Linked DNA regions of Homo sapiens: region 1 is linked to region 2. A link is a loop called in an ENCODE intact Hi-C map of the cell type or tissue named here. Cell type or tissue: Calu3. All regions are shown on one strand.

The links. Peaks named below come from ENCODE experiments on the same cell type or tissue, not always from the same donor. Only the 100,000 strongest peaks of a DNase experiment are listed, where the experiment ranks them.
Region 1: a loop joins it to region 2, with 4 times the contacts of the local background. A loop is called at or near these places in 20 of 110 quality-filtered maps.

The regions. Positions count from the first base shown.
Region 1 is chr18:12,650,063-12,654,062 of GRCh38, reverse strand. The region is part of intron 1 of SPIRE1 (spire type actin nucleation factor 1); the gene reads left to right. Among named protein-coding and RNA genes, the nearest start is that of SPIRE1, 6.0 kb to the left of the region's middle. RefSeq lists an enhancer at 1,911-2,494. In Calu3, no CTCF peak of the experiment used is centred here; no DNase peak of the experiment used is centred here.
Region 2 is chr18:12,596,075-12,600,074 of GRCh38, reverse strand. All of the region lies in intron 2 of SPIRE1 (spire type actin nucleation factor 1), which reads left to right. Among named protein-coding and RNA genes, the nearest start is that of SPIRE1, 60 kb to the left of the region's middle. In Calu3, no CTCF peak of the experiment used is centred here; DNase peaks (open chromatin) are centred at 2,124 and 3,124.

The sequences.
Region 1 (4,000 bases), 54 kb before region 2:
GCCTGGCCACACTTTCTTTTTCATTGTATTTATCATGATTATATGTAGTTAGCAATCTGCAACGTTTATGTTTTCACATCCATTGATTTCTGTTTCTTTCTTTCTTTTTTTTTTTTGAGACGGAGTTTTGCTCTTGTTGCCCAGGCTGGAGTGCAATGGCGCAATCTTGGCTCACTGCCACTTCCGCCTCCCGGGTTCAAGAGATTCTCCTGCCTCAGCCTCCCGAGTAGCTGGGATTCCAGACATGCACTACCACGCCTGGCTAATTTTGTATTTTTAGTAGAGACGGGGTTTCCCCATGTTGCCCAGGCTGGTCACGAACTCCCGACCTCAGTGATCCACCAGCCTTGGCCTCCCAAAGTGCTGGGATTACAGGTGTAAGCCACCACGCCCGGCCTGATATATTTTCTAAATGGACGTTTAGGGAAGTTAAGTGATTAGTAACTCTTTGAATCAAATCTTGGTCTTTTAGTGTCTAGGCTTAGTAGTGTTGTGGAATGAAACATTTGGTTTGAATTTGTTTTGTGATTCTTCCCCTTAGATAAGTGACAGTGAGTAAGTTCCCCAATCACCCTGAGTCTAGCCTTCTGTGTAAAATCAGAATATATTGTTGTTTTCACAGGATTGGGGCATAAGTGAGGATAATATATGTCAAGTGGCAAGACTTGCTGTATAGCAGGTACTCAGTAGGTTTTAGTTTCCTTCTTCCTCTAATCCTGTGGTCCTTTCTCACCACTATACTGTCTCTAGTCCATCTGTTTTATGTTTTTACCAAGAATTGGGGTAAATGTCAAGGTCAGAGTTTCTTAACTGGCACTGTCGGCATTTTTGGCTGAGTAATACTTTGTTGTGGTGGCTGTTCTGTGCAGCATCCGTGATCTGATCTCTAACACTGGATGCCAGTAGGCCCCTCCCCTGCAATTGTGACATTAAAAAAGTCTCTGTCCATTGCCAGATGTTCCCTAGGGTGCAAAATCATCCCAGTTGAGAACCACTGCTCTAGCAGGTGGTGCCCAGGATTGTGTTCAGGGTAGAGAAGTGGATTCTGGCTGTAATCCTCAAGTGAGTGAATCCTTCTACAGGCCATTGTCACTCTGTTGTTGAGCTGAATGAGTCGTACTGGTTCTTGCCAGTACCAGCAGTATCACTCCATTTAGTCCTTTTAGAAGAAATAGTACTTCATAGGCTTTACTGACTTTTTAGGGGACTGAATGTGGTAGTAATTGATTTTAATTCTTGTTTACTTTTAACAGTATTGATACATCTGAGAATGGTTAGATTCAGTTTGAATGAAATAAATAGAAATATGCTATAAGAAAAACAGAAAAATGTTGAAATGTGTCAGAGGCTGGAGACCAATGAAGGAAAAAAATGAAGAATTAGTGAGTTTATTTAGCATTCAGGTAAAACTTAGAGCCAAATTGCTAGCATGGCCATAAAAGTAGTGTGATATAGGACCCAAGAAGATAAATTCAAGAAAAAGGAAAGACTAGCTCTTTAGAGGATCTCTTGAAAGTAAAAAGATTAAATTATGTATAACGTCCTAAAATGAGCAGTATGGTTAAGAAGTATTTCTGTGATGACAGGAGGATAGATTGCTTAGAATCAAGAGAGTTTATGATTCTTGTTTGGTGGCTTATTTAACATTTTATTTTCTCCAGTGTTTATGCAGTTGTAGTAATAATAAGACTTTGTTGTTTGGGAAAGTTTATTAGGTACAAGTTGATGAAGTTTTAACTTTCACACGCTTAATTAAGGGGTTAAAGACACGCAGGCTCTTTGTATACTCATAAGTATACCTGACTAGCAATTAGAGCACATTTTGGTATACAGGGTCTTTAGAAGGTAGTAACTGATGCAGTTTAGGTTATAGTCTAGATCTTCACATGGTTAAAAAGCATTTGCTTTTCTGGCATGCCACAAAGAATTATTAATAGCAGTAGTTTTAGAGATTAGAATCATGTGTGGTCTCACAGTCTTTCAGGACTTAAATACCCGTCTGACAACAATCATTTATTTTAACTTTTGGTTTCAAAATTTTTGATGTACCTTTAGTTTAGATGTATAAAGAATCGTTTAAAAATTATGGCCATATGTTGATTTAAAATAATCTTAAGGTTGGTAGAAGGTTTTCCTGAAAGGAACAATGAATGCCTGTGTGCATACTAATAAAGGGATCCCTTGAGAATGGTTTCTTGGTATAGGGAACATTCAGGCTTTGTTTGGGTTTTGAAAAGAGGATACGATCAGTCAAGCTTCTCAGCAAGGTTCATGCTAATTTGGAGGGGAAGATCGTCTTGGCATAAAATCCTATTTGATTTTAAAGAGAGAATATTTGTGGAAAAGGTTGAAATAGTGAAAAAATATGTTTTTTTTGTTTTTGTTTTTTTGAGATGGAGTCTCGCTCTGTTGCTCAGGCTGGAGGCAGTGGCGTGATCTCGGCTCACTGCAGCCTCCGCTTCCTGGGTTCAAGCGATTCTCCTGCCTCAGCCTCCTGAGTAGCTGGGACTACAGGCGCCCGCCACCATGCTCGGCTAATTTTTGTATTTTTAGTAGACACGGGTTTCACCATGTTGTCCAGAATGGTCTACATCTCCTGACCTTGTGATCCACCCACCTCAGCCTCCCAAAGTGCTGGGATTACAGGCGTGAGCCACCGCACCCAGCAAAAAAATGTTTAAAAACATTTTTTTTGGTCTGCTCTTTCTGTATTTCTTGTGTTCCCATCCTGATCATTAAAGGAAAGGAATATATGAAGTATATGTGTAGGTTTCCAGAGTAGGTAGTGGGGGTGAATGGTAGAATTAGAGATTGGTGAAATGCCTTATCAGTTACAGTAATAGATAAAAATTGTTCTCTTTGAATAATAAGTTCAAATATGTCAGGTTAATTCAATCTAACAAATATGCTTTGAGTTCCTACTATGTACAAGTAGTGTTCTAGTTTTACATGGGTGATGTAAGGGCAAATAGTTCTAGTCATTAAAGAAGAGAAAATAAAACAGAAACACAGTGGTGAATTTACCATGAATCTAATGCAGCTTAAACTTCAAGTCCCTTCATTTACACAGGCCCCTTCTAAGTGAGTGGGAGGAGCCTTAACAGTAAGTTTAGATGTTCATTTGCAAAATTAAGATTTTAGCTGTAATTGGATAAGATTGCTATCACTTTTTTTTTTTTTTTTTTTGAGACAGGGTCTCGCTTTGTCACCCAGGCTGTAGTGCAGTGGTTTGATCGGCTCACTGCAGCTTTGACCTCCCAGATTCAAGCAATCCTCCCACCTCAGCCTCCCGAGTAGCTGGGACTACAGGCATGTGTCACCATGCCTGGGTAATTTTTTTTTTTTTTTTTTCCTGAGATGGAGTCTTGCTCTGTCACCAGGCTGGAGTGCAGCGGCGTGATCTTGGCTTACTGCAACCTCTGCCTCCCGGGTTCAAGCGATTCTCCTGCCTCAGCCTCCCGAGTAGCTGGGACTACAGGCACGTGCCATCACGCCCAGCTAATTTTTTGTATTTTTAGTAGAGACGGGGTTTCACCATATTAGCCAGGATGGTCTCGAACTCCTGACCTCATGATCCACCCACCTCGGCCTCCCAAAGTGCTGGGATTATAGATGTGAGCCACCACTACCACCTGGCCCATGCCTGGGTAATTTTTATATCGTTTTTTAGAGACAGAGATTTTGCCATGTTGCCTAGTTTTGTTTGGAACTTCTGGGCTCAAGTGATTTGCCCACGTTGGCCTACCAAAGTGCTGGAATTGCAGGCATGAGCCACCATGCCTGGCCTGCTGTCACTTTTATTTATTTGTTTATTTATTTTTTTTGAGACAGAGTCTTAGTCTGTTGCCCAGGCTGGAGTGCAGTGGCACGAGCTCGGGTCACTGCAACCTTCGCCTCCCAGGTTCAAGCAATTCTCGCACCTCAGCCTCCCAAATAGCTGGGATTACATGCACATGCCGCTGCGCCTGGCTAATTTTTGTATTTTTAGTAGAGACAGGGT
Region 2 (4,000 bases):
GCACGTAGAGACTATCTATCTGCAGTTCCTTTGCCATGTGGGTTCCCAACGTGGCCACTTGCTCCCTCACAGCCAGCAAAGGAGAGGAGACTCCAGCAAGATGGAAGCTGTCTTATGTAATATAATCATGTATTTGTAATAGTGAACATCCCATCACTTTTGCTGTATTCTGTCAGTTAGAAGCACTTCACAGGTCCCACCTAGACTCAAAGGGAGGAGTCACACAGGGCATGAACAGCAGGAGGTGGCAAGGACAGGGATGTCTTAGAGTCTGTGTGCCACAGTAATAAAAGTTGACATCACCAGTATTAGGACAAACCATACCATGTGCCTCCTGACTCACTGAAAGGGTCATGTATCTCTGCCAGGTATCTCTGCCAAGTGTGCATAACCTGCAGAAACATGAGACAAACCAAATACCTGAGGAACCATGTACCTGACCTGTATTCTTCCAGTGTCATTGTAATGAAAGACAAAGGCTGAAGAACTGTTTTTGATTAAAGGAGACTAAAGAGGGATGTGGTGGCTCACACCTGTAATCCCAGCACTTTGGGAGGTCAAGGTGGGAGGATCACTTGAGGATAGGAGTTTGAGACCAGCCTAGGCAACATAGCGAGATGCCATCTCTATAAAAAAATTTTTTTAAATTAGCCAGGTGTAGTGGGGCGTACCTGTAGTCCTAGCTATTCAGGAGGTGGGAGAATCACTTGAGCCTGGGAATTCAAGGTTATGAGCTTGGTTGTGTGAGCTATGGTTGTGCCACTGCACTCCAGCCTGGCTGACAGAATGAGACTCTGTCTCAAAAAAAGAAAAAAGCTAAAGAGATAAGACAACAAATGCAATGGATGAGCCTGGGTTAGGAAGGATAGTACAAAGAGCATGTTTGGGGAACAGTTGAAATTTGAATATAGACTGTGGATTAGATGTTAAATTTCTTATTTTTATAATTATATTGTGGTCATCTAAGACATGCCCTTATTTGTAGATATTTGGAGAAGAGATGGGCATAAAGTTTGTGACTTACTCTCCAGCGGTTTGTGAAAGAAAATGTGAATAAAGCAAATGGGGTAAAACATTGGTATTGATAAATCTGGTCAAAGGATATACAGGAATTCCTGATAATTTCTGTATATTTTTGAGGCGTTTCTGTAAGTTTAAAATTATATCAAAACAAAAAAAATGCCAAAAAACTTAAAGTGATACAAAAATTGGCTCAGAAGCTAGAACTCCAGAGGGGTGGGCTTCAGAGTTGGCTTTATTTAGAGCTCCACAGTCTTATCAAATACTCAGGTTCTTTTTGTCTTTCCGCCTTCTAGCCCTCAGTGTGTGCTTCATCCAGCAGCCACTTCCTCTTGAGATTTTAGGTGATTGCCAGTGACAATCAGGGCTGCATGCTTTCCCACTGAGCCAGTCGATATCCTTGCCTTTTCAGTCATTTTAATTCCTGAGACTTTTCTGTAAGTTTTAAGTGATATCAAAGGTAAGGACCTGTTAGAAAAGTCTCGAGAATAATCCAAGGAAGTCATTAAAATAGGTTTTATTGATAATATTTAAATTTTTCTTAAATTGGTAGTTAATTTGGTCTGGTGAAGTTTCACTGTTACTAGGGAAAAAAAAAACAGTGTAAACAGTGGCATATGCTAAAAATATGTTAGGACAGATACTGCCAGAAAGCCAGTTGTTATAGAAGTATAGTTTTCTACTGTATAGTCATTAAAATGTAATTTGGCCTTTTATGTGACCTCTAAAGGAAATCTTAGGCAGTATTCAAAATATTGTTTTTAATAACCAGGAATTTAGGGAGTGTTCTTGAAAGAATCATTTCTTCTGACAGAATTCAAAAAGAATTTTAGATTTGAGATATCTTATAATAATTTTACATTTCTAATTTAGTTTAAAAATGTGTATGTTTAGGAAGACGTAATTATGTCAAATATTAGACATAAGAAAATATTAGGAGTAAATGGTTTTCTTACATCATATATCTCGAAATTTTGAAATGTCAAAGATTATGTGCCCTCTGGTTAGTGACTCAAGCTAGTCTCTTGTATAAAAATCCAAAGTATGTGAACTCTGCCGCCTCTGCACATGCGTCCCTGGCCAATGCAGTCCCAGCTGTTTGCTCACCCACACCTTCGCTGCAGTTTTCCTCAGTCTTACATCTAGACATGAGTGGATGGGGGTGAGCTGGGGCAGTCCAGGGCCTACACACCCAGCTATGCAGTCATGTGGGCATCTGTGCCATTTGATTCCACTCTTCTTCCTCCAGCCTGCATATTTAATTGTGCCCCTGGAAAGTGGAGCAAAGAAATTAAGCAGCTATTTTAAGTAGTTGGGCAGCTCTAAAAAACAGCGGAGACCGTATCTATTTGTTTTTTGAATACTCTTAGTACAAGAGAAACCAGCAGTTGAGGCTGTTAGTATTTAATTCTCAGCAAATTATTACTATACAGCAAATTATTTCTTCTTCCAAACATTTCTTTGAAGCAGTTGAACTATTCTGGGGCGCTGAGATGAAACCATTCATTGGCAAATGTTAAAAAAAGTGCCAGGCCCAGAGATATAGTTCAAATACAGTCTCCCCAATAGTTGCTGGTATGAGTTAGGCACAGGAAAGCTGTTCTGGCTCATACCTGTTTGGTGGCCTCTTCGATGCTTGCCCACACAGAATAAAGTAACGCCCCTCTCCCACCAGGCTTTCCTTCCCTGTGTGTGTGCTCTGGAGCCCCTCTAGCTCTCCTTCAGGCCTGCTGCACTCCACCAGGCCCAGAAAAATCTGGTGGTCAGAATGGGGGATCACTTTCAACTTTGGGGGGTTATAAATAAGCTATTAATGGATTATCAAGAGTGGTTCTGTCTCTCTCCCTCTGTGTGTGTGTGTGTGTGTGTGTGTGTGTGTGTGTGTGTGTGTGTGTGTAGAAAGAGACACTAGAGGGAAGTTGCAAAAATCCGTGAATAGAGGTTTTGAGGTAAGATAATGAAAGGGTGCTTAGGTTATAAAAGAGCACAGGAAGAGAAGAAGGCATTTGTCAAGAGATGTGATGATTGGCTAGAATAAAAGTTAACAGGGCAGTGGTGACTGGAGCAGGCTTTTGGGCGGGTTGCTCATTCTTAAGGTGGAGGAGGAAACAGGAAGGGGGTTAGCAGGACAGTGCAGGTGAAGGAGGAAACAGGAAGGGGGTTAGCAGGACAGTGCAGGGCTATAGCTGTGGTATTAAGTTCTCCTATCTACAGTGACTTCTTGAGGAACATGTAATGAATTAAGGTAAATTACAAATGTCAAATTTCCCAACTGTATTTTGTCAGTTGATAGGCATTTCTTAAAAATTAATTTTATTTATAATTGATATATAATATACACATTCATTTTAAATATTAGGATTAACCATAAAACAGTATTTTAAAAAATTAGATCCAATGCCATAATCATTATAATATATGGAATTTTATATGAGCCACAGATTTCTCCTTCTGAGGAAATTTCACAGTGAGGATCTTGTGTGGGTAATTACAATTACTTATGTGGCCTACACTGTCAAAACATTTCTCATCCCCCTTTCAACTTTGTGGGAAAAAATATTTTTTCATAATTTTCTGTATAATAGAGGTTTAAGTACTCAAAGTGACCAGATTGATACTGTATATTTGATTGTTCCTATTATATTTAAAAGAAAATTGGAACTAGAATGGTGAAAAAGAAAATTAAATGTCTATGCAATGACAAAGGCAAAATAAGGATAGGAAATTAAAGCAAGTGTTTCAAGAGGGGGAAGTTAATTGTTTTGGTTTATTTGACAAATGAAACGAACAGACTCTAGTCTTCTTTCTTGGCTTTTATTTTGCCCTTCATTTTTGTTTTCTTTCACTAAAAGTTGGGTAATATATATGGCTTCCTCTTTTCTAGCTATTTCACTTTACTTGAAAACTCCATTCATACACAGTCAGACTTGATTGCAGATCTGCCCTTGACAACCTAGAGTGCTAAAGAACAGGAGTAGAC